2 separate regions of the Homo sapiens genome follow, and region 1 is linked to region 2. A link is a contact called in ENCODE Hi-C or POLR2A ChIA-PET data. All regions are on one chromosome and are shown on one strand. Each heading gives the region's core, a stretch centred on a gene start or an enhancer-like site at or near the end of the contact. The rest is flanking DNA. Distances are from core to core; before and after follow the strand shown. Region 1 has its middle 41 kb from the start of GLIS3. Region 2 overlaps GLIS3 (GLIS family zinc finger 3).

The links. Hi-C counts contacts between places; a loop is a spot of excess contacts on that map. ChIA-PET counts read pairs that join two places held with the same protein, here RNA polymerase II (POLR2A). Pooled maps may share reads with other maps.
Region 1: a map of PC-3 shows a loop between it and region 2 (8-fold over the local background). The contact joins two enhancer-like sites. A Hi-C loop is called at or near these places in 3 of 168 maps with a recorded cell type or tissue (MCF 10A, PC-3 and PC-9), 1 of 37 single-sample maps with no recorded cell type and 9 of 50 pooled maps. POLR2A ChIA-PET finds 5 or more read pairs at or near these places in 2 of 52 experiments (BJ and H1).

What each region holds. Positions count from the first base shown.
Region 1 is chr9:4,337,735-4,344,748 of GRCh38, reverse strand. It overlaps a transcript of GLIS3 not described here. Among named protein-coding and RNA genes, the nearest start is that of GLIS3, 41 kb to the right of the region's middle. RefSeq lists an enhancer at 5,066-5,360. Within about 2 kb of position 5,213, at least 4 of the 41 ENCODE cell types and tissues checked have a DNase peak (open chromatin) inside an H3K27ac peak, as active enhancers do.
Region 2 is chr9:4,233,908-4,240,281 of GRCh38, reverse strand. All of the region lies in intron 2 of GLIS3 (GLIS family zinc finger 3), which reads left to right. Among named protein-coding and RNA genes, the nearest start is that of GLIS3-AS2, 62 kb to the left of the region's middle. RefSeq lists an enhancer at 1,803-2,322. Within about 2 kb of position 4,206, at least 5 of the 41 ENCODE cell types and tissues checked have a DNase peak (open chromatin) inside an H3K27ac peak, as active enhancers do.

The sequences.
Region 1 (7,014 bases), core at 3,964-6,463, 100 kb before region 2:
AGGAGGAGAAAATTCAGCTGTGGATATGTCATGTTTCTGGGATGCCTCTTGGTCATCCAAGTGAAACAGTGAACTAGACAGTTAGATATTTAATTCTAAAATTCACTGGAAAGTTTAGACTGAAAATGAAATTTGGGAGTTATTAGCATAGATGATATTTAAAGCCAGAAGACTGGATGAGAACACCCAGGGAGTGAGCGAGTGTGAAAGAGAAGAAAACAGGCCTAAAGACTGAGCTCTGGGTTACTTTACACTTAGAGGTGAGAGGAGGAGGCAGAGAAGACGTGATAACGAAGTCAGAAGAAAACCAGGATTTCCAGGAGGCCAAGTAGAGAATATTTCAAGGAGAAAACACAACTTTGCCAAATGCTGCTGATGAATTGCCAAATGCCAAATGCAGGTGAAATAGGATGAGGACTGAGAATTGACTGCTGGCTTTACCAATACGGAGGTCATTAGTGGCCTTGAAGAGAGCTGTTTCAATGAAATGGTAGTGGGGGTGGGAGGGAAGAGAGGAAACCCTGGGGCAAATAAAAATGGTGAATATGAATTTTATCGGGAGACTTGCTGTAAAGGGGACCAGAGAAGTGGGCTGGTAGATGGAAAGGGATGGAAGAGGAGGTATGTTAAGGTAGGAAATGGAATTCTGTGTGTTTATTATTATAATATTTCTTTCTGAGTTTTAGGTTTAGGGAGTACATGTGCAGGTTTGTTATATGAGTCAATTGTACGTTGCTGGAGTTTTGTGTACAGTTTATTTTGTTATGCAGGTAATAAGCACAGTACCTAATAGGTAGATTTTCAGTCCTCACCCTCCTCCCACCCTCCACTCTCAGGTAGGCCCCTTGTGTGTATTGTTTCCTTCTTTGAGTCCATGTGTACTCAATGTTTAGCTCCCACTTGTAAGTGAGAACATGTGGTATTTGGTTTTCTGTTCTTGAGTTAATTCACTTAGGATAATGACCTCCAGCTGCATCCATGTTGCTGCAAAGGACAAGATCTCATTGTTTTTTTATGGCTGCATAGTATTCCGTGGTGTGTATGTACCGCATTTTCTTTATCCGGTCCACCGTTGGTGGGCATTTAGGTTGATTCCATGTCTTTATTATTGTGACTAGTGCTGTGATAAGCATACATGTGCATGTGTCTTTATGGTAGAATGATTTATATTCCTTTAGGCATATACCAAGTAATGGGATTGCTGGGTTGAATGGTAGTTCAGTTTTAGGTTCTTTGAGTAATCGCCAAACTGCTTTCCACTGTAGCTGAACTAGTTTACATTTCTGCCAGCAGTGTATAAGCATTCCTTTTTCTCCACAACTCTCGCAGCATGTTATTTTTTTACCTTTTATAATAGCCATTCTGACTGGTGTGAGATAGTATCTCATTGTTTTGTTTTGTTTTGTTGAGACAGGTGCTAGCTCTGTTGCCCATGCTGGAGTGCAGTGGCACAATCAGAGCTTACTGAAGCCTCGAACTCCTGGGCTCAAGCAATCTTCCCACCTCAGCCTTTCAAGTAGCTGGGACCACAGGGGTGTGCCACCGTGCCTGACTAATTTTTTAATTTTTTTTTGAAGAGATGAGGTCTTGCTATGTTGCCCAGGCTGGTCTCAAATTCATGGGCTCAAGTGATCCTCCTGCCTTGGCCTCCCACAGTGCTGGGATTGTAGGCATGAGCCACCATGCCTGGGCCTCACTGTGGTTTTGATTTGCTTTTCTCTAATGATTATCAATGTTAAACATTTTTTCATATGCCCAAAAGCTCCTAGATCTGATAAACAACTTCAGCAAAGTTTGAGGATACAAAACCAGTGTACAAAAATCAGTAGCATTTCTATAATCAAAAATGCCCAAGCTGAGAGCCAAATCAAGAACACAATCCCATTCACAATAGCCACACACACAAAATAAAATACCTATGAATACAGCTAATCAGGGAGGTAAAAGATCTCTACAGTGAGAATTACAAAACACTGCTGAAATCAGAGATGACACAAACAAATGCAAAAACATGCCATGCTCATGGATTGGAAGAATCAATATTGTTAAAATGGCCATACTGCCCAAAGCAATTTACAGATTTAATGCTATTCCTATTAAACCACCAATGACATTCTTCACAGAATTAGAAAAGAACTATTATAGTATTCATATGGAACCAAAAAAACAGCTGAAATAGCCACAGCAATTCTAAGCAAAAAGTTAGAATTCTAAGCACTGGAGAGATCACGTTACCCAACTTTATACTACAAGACCGCAGTAACCCAAATAGCATGGTAGTGGTACACAGACACATAGACCAATGGAACAGAATAGAGAACCCAGAAATAAAGCCACACACCTACAATCACCCAACCTTTGACAAAATCAACAAGAACAGGCAATGGGGAAAGCGATGAAAGCACCAGGCCATAAATGGTGCTGGGATAACTGGCTAGCCGCGTGCAGAAGATTGAACCTGGATCCCTTCCTTTCATCATACACAAAAATTAACTCAAGATGGGTTAAAGACCTAAATGTAAAACCCAAAACTATAAAAACCCTGAAAGATAACCTAGGAAATGCCATTCTGGACATAGGCCTTGACAAAAGATTTCATGACAAAAGTGCCAAAAGCAATAATAAAAATTGACAAATGGGACCTAATTAAACTAAAGAGCCTCTGCACAGCAAAAGAAACTATCCACAGATTAAACAGACAAACTACAGAATGGGAGAAAATATTTGCAAAGTATGCATCCAACAAAGGTCTAATATCCAGAATCCACAAGGAACTTAAGCAAATTAACAAGCAAAAACATACATCCCCATTAAAAGATGGGCAAAGGACATGAACAGATACTTCTCAAAAGAAGACATATACGTGGTCAACAAGCATGTAGTATGCTTAACTGTTATGAGATTTAATCAGTAACGTGGGAAAAAGGTGATGACAGAAAAAAAAGCGGAGATCCCATTTGTTGGCCATGGGATCTAATGCTGAAGTGGAGGAATTTTCCTTAGAACTGATTGCTTGTTCATAGGAGGGAAGGCAGAGTACCTGGGCACAGTTATCAGAGCTGGCCAGAGGCACTGGTTGTAAGACTGTGGTCTTTTTCTATTGGTTTTCAAATTATCAATAAATGGGATGAGCTTGGATTGGATGCATTGGATGGAAGTGAGTATAGGTGAGGAAGTGCTAGGGGTCTGAGGACAGAAGAGAATGAGGGAAATAAGTCATGGAGGAGAGTGGGAGAAAAAATGATATAGGGCAGCATTAAGGATCTACTGGAGATCAGTGACCTTGAATGTGAAATGAGACAAGTCTTCACAATGGTGAGTTTTTCTCCAGCACACAATGAGCTGTGTGCACATCAGCCTGGAGAAGAAGGAGAGTTGATTTGAACAGGGTCAGATGTTGCCTGATAACTACAAGTGTGTAATCCCAGGGTAATAGAGCTTATCTTTCACTCGTGTGAGTGCAAGCCAGGAGAGCTTTAAGCTCCAGTGATGCCAGATAGGTTGGAAATGGCTGAAGAAGAAGTGGAAGTAGATGGATAGAGAGCAGTCTTGTTTTGTCCTAGAGAGTATTGCACAAGCCTGTGGATCAGATAATGCAACTAGGAAAGTCTGTCCCCAAAAAGGAAACACATAAGTTCTAAGCATACCATTGGACCAGAAGAGATAACAGATCATTTGGATTAGAGGGAAGAAAGACTTGCAGTCCAGAGGCTATTCAAGGATGTCAGATGCCAGTTGTGGGTGTTTGCAGAGTTGCTAAAATATCAGGTGAGGCCAGGCACGGTGGCTCACACCTATAATCCCAGCACTTTGGGAGGCCGAGGCAGGTGTTTGAGACCAGCCTGGCCAACATGGCGAAACCCCATCTATACTAATAATACAAAAATTAGCCAGGAGGGGTCACCCACACCTATAATCCTAGCTACTTGGGTGGCTGAGGCAGGGACAATTGCTTGAACCCAGGAGGCGGAGGTTCAGTGAGTTGAGATAGTGCCACTGAACTCCAGCCTGGGTGATGGGTGACAGAGCGAGACTCTGTCTCCAAAAAAATTAAACAAAAACAAGAATCAGGTGGGATCTGGTTCCGACAACGGTCTCCAGGTTCAAGTGTCCATGGTGGTTAATAGCGTGGATGTGGAGATGAGCACATGGACCATCACCCTCACTCCCTCATTCCTGCTGTCCTGCCACCACAAATACACAGAAGCTTAACCCTAGACCCAGGAACCATCCGGGCAAGGAGAACAGGGATGGAGGATGCATCCTGAAAGATGAGGAATTTGCCCCAAAGACACTGGGTAAGACAAAATAAAAGAATGTTTCATCCTGGAATTGAGTTGCCTTTTAATTGGGAAGTTGAAGTTTTCCCCCACCCCCTCACTTCTATTCAGCTCAAAAGTCAGATGACATCAGTCATGGCAAATAAAGGAAAATGACATACTTTTTTTTTTTTTTCTCATTTGATTTGTAATTCCTAAACTTCTATCTGGGTACAGACGTTTTGGATTATTCAGAGATTTAAAAAATACATACTAACTCTGTTCCCCTGTGGTAATTAAAAGTTGGCCATGTAAGAAAGAAAATATTAAAAGTATGGAGAAGGCTGTAGAAAAAGGGAATAGATCCAGAGATTCTAGGGGAATATCAACCTCATGCTAAGCCAAGCCGTGAGGACATGGTGAATTCACTGATGAGCAAGAAGCAAAGCCGCTTGTCAGCTGGTATTAAATGTTGACTTCTCCCTAGTCTTTGTGTCTTGGTCAATACCAAATGAGAGAATGTTTGCTCTTAAGTTCACTCTAGGAAACTACCCACCAAAAACTTGCTTTACCTTTCTGTCTCTTTTCTTTTCCTTTCCTTTCCTTTCCCTCCCCCTCCCCTCCCCCACCCCTCCCCTACCCCCTCCCCTCCCCTCCCCCTCCCCCCTCCCCCTCCCCTCCCCTCCCCCTTCCCTCCCCCTACAGTTTCTGGTTCTCTGGGCACGTTTTGATCCCAGTGAGAAGCTTCTTTTGTACCAAACTTCCCAAATCCCATCATTGCATTGTTATCTGGCTTTGAAATGTCACTGTGGCATCTCCACCCTTGCTTGGGAAACTTTGCTCAATGAAAAGTCTGATTAGCTTTACCTGACCCTAAATACACACAACAGAGACGGATCACAGAAGGACCAGAAGCAACAGGTTGGAGAGGTTCTTTCCGGTTAGCAATCCAAACCTCTGCACCTATTTGGCCTCTAGGCGGCGCCAGCCCTTCAAAAAACAAGGCTGTTTATGTAACAGATTGGCAGTTTGAACGTCTATATAAATGTCATTCTTTAAAAATAAAGACGAAACTCTCAGTTAACTTAAACAGGAGCAAATTAAAAAGTAGAGTGAAGCATGTATTTCATGAACACAATTCATCGGCTGTCTTTGGTACTTCAAAATGAAACATTTTCTCCAAATAACTGGCACCCTCCCACTGGCTTTAGCTACATAGTGACAAAACAACAGATCAATTCACTTCAGTGAAGAAGACAAATCCAGTCATTGAGGACTGGCTTCATGTGACTTACACACCTGGGGACAGAATTCTATCTATGCCACCAAATATATAAGCCAAGCCACTAAATCATGACTGAGGTGTTGAGTTTATCCTCCCAAACATATCGAGGTAGTGTTGTATGGACAGTCTCAATTGTTTTGAACATGATTATTTTGCTTCATGAACTCACCAGGAGGGTCCTTGAAATGCCGCTTTTCAACATAGTTTTAAGGGTAAGCCTGTAACACATAAAGCCGTCTCATTTTGAAGGCTTTGTGTCCTTGTGTGTTAATGCAGAATCTCAATCTTAGCTTCAAAATGGAATCACTTGGGGAGCTTTAAAAAAAATCCCAAGACTCAGGCACATACCCCAAACCAATTAAATAAGGATCTCTGGAGCTGGGACCCAAGCAACAGTGCTTTTTCCAGGCTCCTTAGGTGATACAATATGAGGCTATATTTTTGGTTCCTCTACTTTCTACTTGCAGCTCCTTCTCCCATGGGGCTGGCTACAGGAACCAATCTCCAGTACTTACACTATTTTCCCCCAGTTCCTTTTTCTCCCTGGGTCTGTCCCCAAACTTCATGCAGAACAATGCCTGTGAACAAGTCACATGCCCTTTAGATTCTTCCAGACCTATTTGAAATTCAGTGGTAGCCACATCTTGACTTCAAGTTTGGGGCCCTATACAGTCATTGACTAGTAGATATGAACAGTACCTCATAGGTTGTCTAGTATGGTGACTCCCAAATACCAGTCCTGAGCTGAATTCTCATCCTGAATAAGAATAATCCAGGGAGCTTGTTTAAAAAATTGTGTGTGTGTGTGTGTGTGTATGTGTGTGTGTGTGTGTGTGTACACACATATATAATAGAAATCCATCTATCTCTCTATATATACGTATAATTTTGTTACCAGAAAGTCTCATTCAGTAGGTCTACAGAAAGACCTGAAAGCTGTGTTTTAACAAGCTAAGCTTAAAGGAAACTCATCTAGTCCAACACTGCCAACACATAGCAGCAGCAAAATCTCAATGGGATATGCCTTGTTCAAGGAAACTTGTCTAGTCAGGAGAAGCGATAGGATTAGAATCAGGTGTCCTGACTCCTGTGAAAAGAAGTCATGCTATGGACAAATACAGTTTTTGCATTTCAAAACTAAACACACACACACACACACACACACACACACACACACACAGCCTTGCCAATCTTACCAGTTAGACATTAGAGAAAGAGCAAACCATCCTGGGAAATCAGATCTGGGTCCTAGCTCCTGCTTGGTCACATAAGCTGTGTGGTTTGGGGCAAATATTTTCATCTCTTTGAACCCCAGTTTCTTCATCTTTCAAATGGGGGTAATAGTTGCCTCATAGAGTTTTGTGAGGATTAAATGATACAACATATCTGAAAGATGGATAGTGGAGCCTGGTACTGAGTAAACAAAACTGGTTGCTACCACCTCTACTATTATGCTACTATTGTGATCAT
Region 2 (6,374 bases), core at 2,957-5,456:
TAGGTTGTGCGTTCCTTATGATAATCTAACTAATGTCTGATGATCTGAGGTGGAACAGTTTCATCCCGAAACCATCCCCCCCCCCCACCTCCCCCACATCTGTGGAAAAATTGTCTTCCATGAAACTGGTCCCTGATGCCACAAAGGTTGGAGACCGCTGCTTTAGATGGTGAATTAATTGTAAGAAGGATAAAATATGTGTCCACTACTTACATACTATAATTTTATCTATCTTCAGTTGGAACTGAAAAAAAAATCAAGTTAAATGGTTGCAGAAATAATTCAACGTAAAAAAAGTGAAGTTAGAAAAAAGTAACTTAATAATGACTAAAATAAGGCAGATGAGTTTGAGATGGGGCTGTTATCCTTTATTCCTGTAAAGGTCTAATGATACAGAGTTAGGAAATACAAAGTGCCATTTGCAAACACTCCTGAAATCTAATGACCGTGGTAGATGATACAAATCAACCACAGTTCTTTTATCTACTGCATTTAGACATAGCTTCAAAATACTTTGTAATCAGCTGTTGGTCTTTTTAAATGAAAACCTATTTAGTGTCCTAGATGCAATCTAATAAGGGAGGGAAGTAGGTAATGGAAAAGTCAGAAACAATCTTTAGATCACTTATTCAGATCCAGTATAGCCTCCAAAGCGTAGACCTTCTGTTACATTGAATTTATAGAAAGCTAGAGCACATCAGTATGGTGGTTCTCAACCTTGATACCAAGATCTCAATGACTGATGTGTTGGGATGGTTGTCACAAATGTTTTCTCATTAATGATGAAGTAGAGTTTGCTCTAGGTCTCTAGGAATAGCCCCAACCCTGCAGCCTGTAATCTAGGTTCGTTCATTGGAATACGAATACAGTAGTCTAACAACTTCATCTTCCTCATCGCAGAGAAAAAAAAAAAGTCGTGAACGTCTATGGGTTAAGAGAACATTTTTTTTGGTTTTTTTTTTAATTATACTTTTAAGTTTTAGGGTACATGTGCACAACGTGCAGGTTTGTTACATATGTATACATGTGCCATGTTGGTGTGCTGCACCCATTAACTCGTCATTTAGCATTAGGTATATCTCCTAATGCTATCCCTCCCCCCTCCCCCCACCCCACAACAGTGCATGCACATGTATGTTTATTGCGGCACTATTCACAATAGCAAAGACTTGGAACCAACCCAAATGTCCAACAATGATAGACTGGATTAAGAAAGTGTGGCACATATACACCATGGAATACTATGCAGCCATAAAAAATGATGAGTTCATGTCCTTTGTAGGGACATGGATGAAGCTGGAAACCATCATTCTCAGCAAACTACTGCAGGGACAAAAAACAACGTTTGTTTTGAATTGGCTGCCTCGTGGTGAAAAAGTCACTGCAGTAGCTGCTGTGGCTATAGTAGTCTTAGTAGTTAGAGTCCATCTCTCTGCTGGTCATTTCAAAAGTCTTAACCCCAGGGAAAGCTTGACTCACGGAATGCTTTGGGACATTAGTGCTGAAGGATTTAATTAAAGCCAACTCTGGAAGAAAGATGTCAAGTGGGCACACAGTATAGTGGATAAGAAGGTGTCTGACTCATGAGGAATGACACACAGACAGAACATGTGCTCAGTAAATTTTGTTTTGTTTTGTTTTTGGTTATGAAGAACTGAGAGAACACTGGCAAAACTTATTCTACTTCCCAGAAAGGGTTAAGCTTTCTTTGGTTGCTTCACACGGGCCTTCTGAGTTCAGGTAGCCACGGTGGTTTTAGCACTGTAAGTTGGGGGCATATTTGGCACTTTTTAAAAATTATTGTAAACTGCTAGGTCTAGGTGTATTTCAGGAAGGAAGTTAGAATGTTGGGGGATGATTTACATCTTCTCTCATGTGGGTAGACTCTCTCATTCTCAAATAGAATGGAGTATATTCACGGTCATATTCTTCCTCTCCACCAAAACAACAATTCCCTCTCCTTCTGTGTCATCTATTCTGGGCAGAGCTTAGGGGTGGGGGAGGATTAAATACTGAGTTCTATTAAGAGATCACCTCCCTCCTTTTGGCCTTCCTTTTAGCCACATTGTTTCGGTCTCTCAGGAAGCTCTTTGCGCAGCGGGAGGGGGCAGGGAATAAACTTTATGTAAAGTAGGAACGAGAAGTCCCAGTTGCTTTTTTACGGAGTGGTCCTAAAGGCTTACTCCTGACTTTGTGCTCACTGGTATAGAAGCAGGACAGGGTGGCAACAGGAAATTCCTGAGGAAAATTTCTGGTCTAGAACATTCCTAGGTAGAAATTCTGAGGAAGTTCTGGACAGTCCCTGCTCAAAGGGAGAATAAGGGGAACATGGAAAGGATTCATCTTGTCCCTTGCAGCTGCTGGGCTAGTGAATTAACTAGGGAAGGGAAAGTTGTTTAAAGCCACATCAAACTGATAAAATGCTGAAGCTGGAGAGAACTGGGAAAGACAAAATGTGCTTACAGTGTGTCCCAAAACAGGAAGAGAGAAAAGAACCTGTCAGTAGTTATTTTCTCAATTTAAAGTTAATCTCAAATGAAACAGTGGGGAAAATACTGCAAAACAAAAGGCATGCCTGATTAATGAGAGGGTGAATCAAGTGGTGAGAATCAACAGTTTGACAAACTGTACTTCTAAATGTACATTTATGGAATTGGGGTAAAAATGGTAACAGAATTTGGTAATGAAAGTGCTACACTGAAACAGCTGGTTTAAAAAAGTACTATCATTTTGAATGATAATGATGCCATTTGTAGATTTTCAGCCATGCCCTAGGGCTCAGTAGACTGAGCCTGAAGTAGCGATTTCATCTATCTTTCATGTAAAACTACTACTTTTTTATTTTTTGCATATTTATGTTAAAATACCTGTAGTTATATTATAGACTTAATTCTACATTCTGATTTTTTTCCAGTTAATGTAAAGTTGCCATGAGTGGTTATTCATTCTTCATGTTGTGTCATCATTTTTGTGGCTGTGTAATATTCCGTCTAGAGACTGTACTGTACTTAACCGGCTATGCCTTTAATATTTAAATTATTTCAAAGGCGTTTTAGGTTATTTTGAAGGATATTTTCTGTATTCTAAATAACCTGCTATAATACATAATACAGTTTTCCCTTGTTTTGGATTATTTCCTTAGGATTATTTTTGAAATAAATCAGTGAAGGAAGTGAACATGTTGGTGATTCTTTATACTTATTGCTAAATTGCTTTCTAAAACATTTCTGTGATTTCCACATGGCAGAGTAAGAGTGGCCACATGTGCCTAATGAAGCTACAGAGTGAAGGATTCCCTAGATTTAGTGCAACTGGAAATGATTCTCACCTGAGACGATGCTGAGCCCATCCTGGTTTCAAAAAAATATTTTTAATGAATTGTTATGGAAAAAAGTAAGAAAGGCATCTGCCAATCAGAAGGGAAGTTTTAGTCTCAGTTGGAAGGATTTGTTTTTCCAGTTTGCATTGTCTTATGTAATAGATTTGGGGCCTAAAAACTTAGGGATTAGATGAAACTTTAATAAAATTAATCTTGTTTTATGTAAACAGCACCTAAAATTGCCTTACACATAGTGGGGGCTCAATAATATTTATGAGTAAATGAGGCACTGTGGGAACCTTGTCATTGACGGTAACCCTGAAGTGAATTATGTTTGGTCATGTGGTGGAAATTAGACTGCTGTGCTTTAAGTTTCAGATATTTTTTTCCACCCAGGTTTTCTTAAAATGAGGTATGCCTCTACAGCTTACAGTTACAGCCAATATTTGCAAATACTGTAACAAAAAAACTGTTTAACTTAAAAACAAATATTAAATCCTTCACCTCCCAACCCATGTGGAAAAGGGAGGAAAAGGGAAATACTTTTAAAAAGTGGGAATTCTTAAGTATTGCAATCTGTTTGTTTGGAGCAGGAACTATTTAAAAACTCACAACTTTAATAAGTGAAGGAGACGTACTGATGTAAACCACAAACATGTTTAGGGCATGAGATCATTCAGGCTCCTTCTCACCTTCAGAACAAAGGTTTCCCCTCTTCTCTAGTTTTTCTTTTTTTTCCTTTCTTTCTTTCTTTCTTTTTTTTTTTTTTTTTTTTTTTGTGACAACCACGTCAAGTTTTCCTAGCTGTGGCCAGGGAGCACTACTCCAGCTATTAAGCTGTGTGAGAACAGTGAACTTGGTCGGCAAGGATCATTTGTCTCCAGTTGTCAACAAAGGCTTGTTTTACTAGGAACAATGACTACACAGGTTTGTGTAGAGTGTTGTGTGCAAAAGCGTTAATCAGTAAGCAGCTTGAGCCATACTCAGAATCTCTTTTACATAGTTATTTTGTTCATTAGAGGTGATCGTTGTTTCTGTCAGTTGGCACCATTTGAAAAAGAAGTTCATCAGTATGCCGGGATGCTTTCTGCATAGTGAGATTGACTCAGTCCTGTGTTTCTTTCTTTTGGTTCTCTTTAATCAGTTTTCACCAGAGCACAGCCATGTTATTATTGATGTTTAAGTACAGCAAAGTGGTTAAATGATAATGATCTTGGTTTTCATCCAAGATAACAGATTTTTTTTTCTAGCTTGGGGAATACTTCAGTGCCCCGATGGAGTTTTTACACACTGACACTTGCATTTATACATTCACACTCACAGAAGACCTTCGTTCCAAAGAGGACAGACAGGAGGACTGCTGGCTATTGGAAAGGGTGCTAGTCTAGAGCCGGTAGGAGTAACTGGGGGTAAATGAATTCTTCTGCTCTGTTTGGCACTTACCAAAAGGACTAAATCACTGCAAGAAACCTTCTGAACATAATTCCAGCATGGCTGAATGACTGAGATCAAGTCGTTAGAAACTTAAAGTTGATAAAAGTTGCATTTTGAGTCTTAAGCGGTGGCACATGCATGAGCCTTCTGTCTGTGCACATATTTCAGGAGACCCTCCCCAACTTTACCCACTCAATGACTCCCCCCATCAGTTTTTTTTTTTTTTTTTTGAGACAGAGTCTCACTGTGTCGCCCAGCCTGGAGTGCAGTAGTGCAATCTCGGATCACTGCAACCTCCGCCTCCCGGGTTCAAGCGATTCTCCTGCCTCAGCCTCCGGAGTAGCTGGAACTACAGGCAGGTGCCACCACGCCCAGCGATTTTTTTTAAATTTTTAGTAGAGACAGAGTTTCACCGGGTTAGCCAGGATGGTCTCGATCTCCTGGCCTCGTGATCCACCCACCTCGGCCTCCCAAAGTGTGGGGATTACAGGCGTGAGCCACCGCGCCTGGCTCCCTCATCACATTTTTATTAAGTCCAGTGAGGTGCAGCTTTCCTTGCATAACTGAGGCAGGACTGATGCCATGGAGTGTATGTGGCGATGCCTTTTTGAGTCCTTCCAACTCTAGGGACTCTTAGGGAGCAAAGAGCTTGGACTAAGAGGTCCATAGTCAGATAAACCTATTTTCTGAAATAGTTGCATGACCTTGAGCAGGTCACTTAAGCTCTTTATATTAACAATAAACACACAAATACAAGCATACCTCATTTTATTTTGCTTCAGTTTATTGCACTTTGCAGATACTGTGTTTTTGACAAATTGAAGGTTTGTAGCAAACCTGCATCGAGTAAGTGCATTGGCACTATTTTTTCCAAACAGTATGTGCTCACTTCATGTCTCTGTGTCACATTTTGATAATTCTAGTAATATTTCAAACTTTTCCGTTGTTATTATAATATCTATTACGAAGATCCATGAACAGTGATGTTTTGTGTTACTATTGTAATTGTTTTAGGGTGTCATGAACTGGCCCATATAAGACTAAAATGACAAACTTAACCAATAAGTGTTGTGTGTATTCTGACTGTTCCACAGAGTGCCCATTCCCTATCTCTCTCCCTCTCCTTGTGCTCTTGTATTCCTTAAAACACAGCAGTATTGAAATTAAGCCAATTAATAACCCTAGAATGGCCTTTAAGTATTCAAGTGAAAGGAGGAGTCGCACATATCTCACTTTAACTCAAAAGCTAGAAATGCTTAAGCCTATTGAGGAAGGCATGTCTAAAACCAATTGTGTCAAACATTTAGCCAAGTTGTGAATGCAAAGGAAAAGTTCTTGAAAGAAATTAGAAGTGCTCCTCCCATGAACACAAGAAGGATATGGAAGCAAAATATCCTCATTGCTGATACGGAGAAAGTTTGAGTGGTCTGGATGGACAGTCATACTGACCACAAAATTCCCTCAAGCTAAAGCCTAATCCAGATTAAGCCCTAACTCTCTTCAGTGTTACAAAGGCTGAGAGACGTGAGGGAGCTTCACAAGAAAAGTTGGAAGCTAGCAGAAGTTGGTTTATGAAGTTTAAGGAAAAAAAGCTGTCTCCATAAGATAAAAGGGCAAGTTG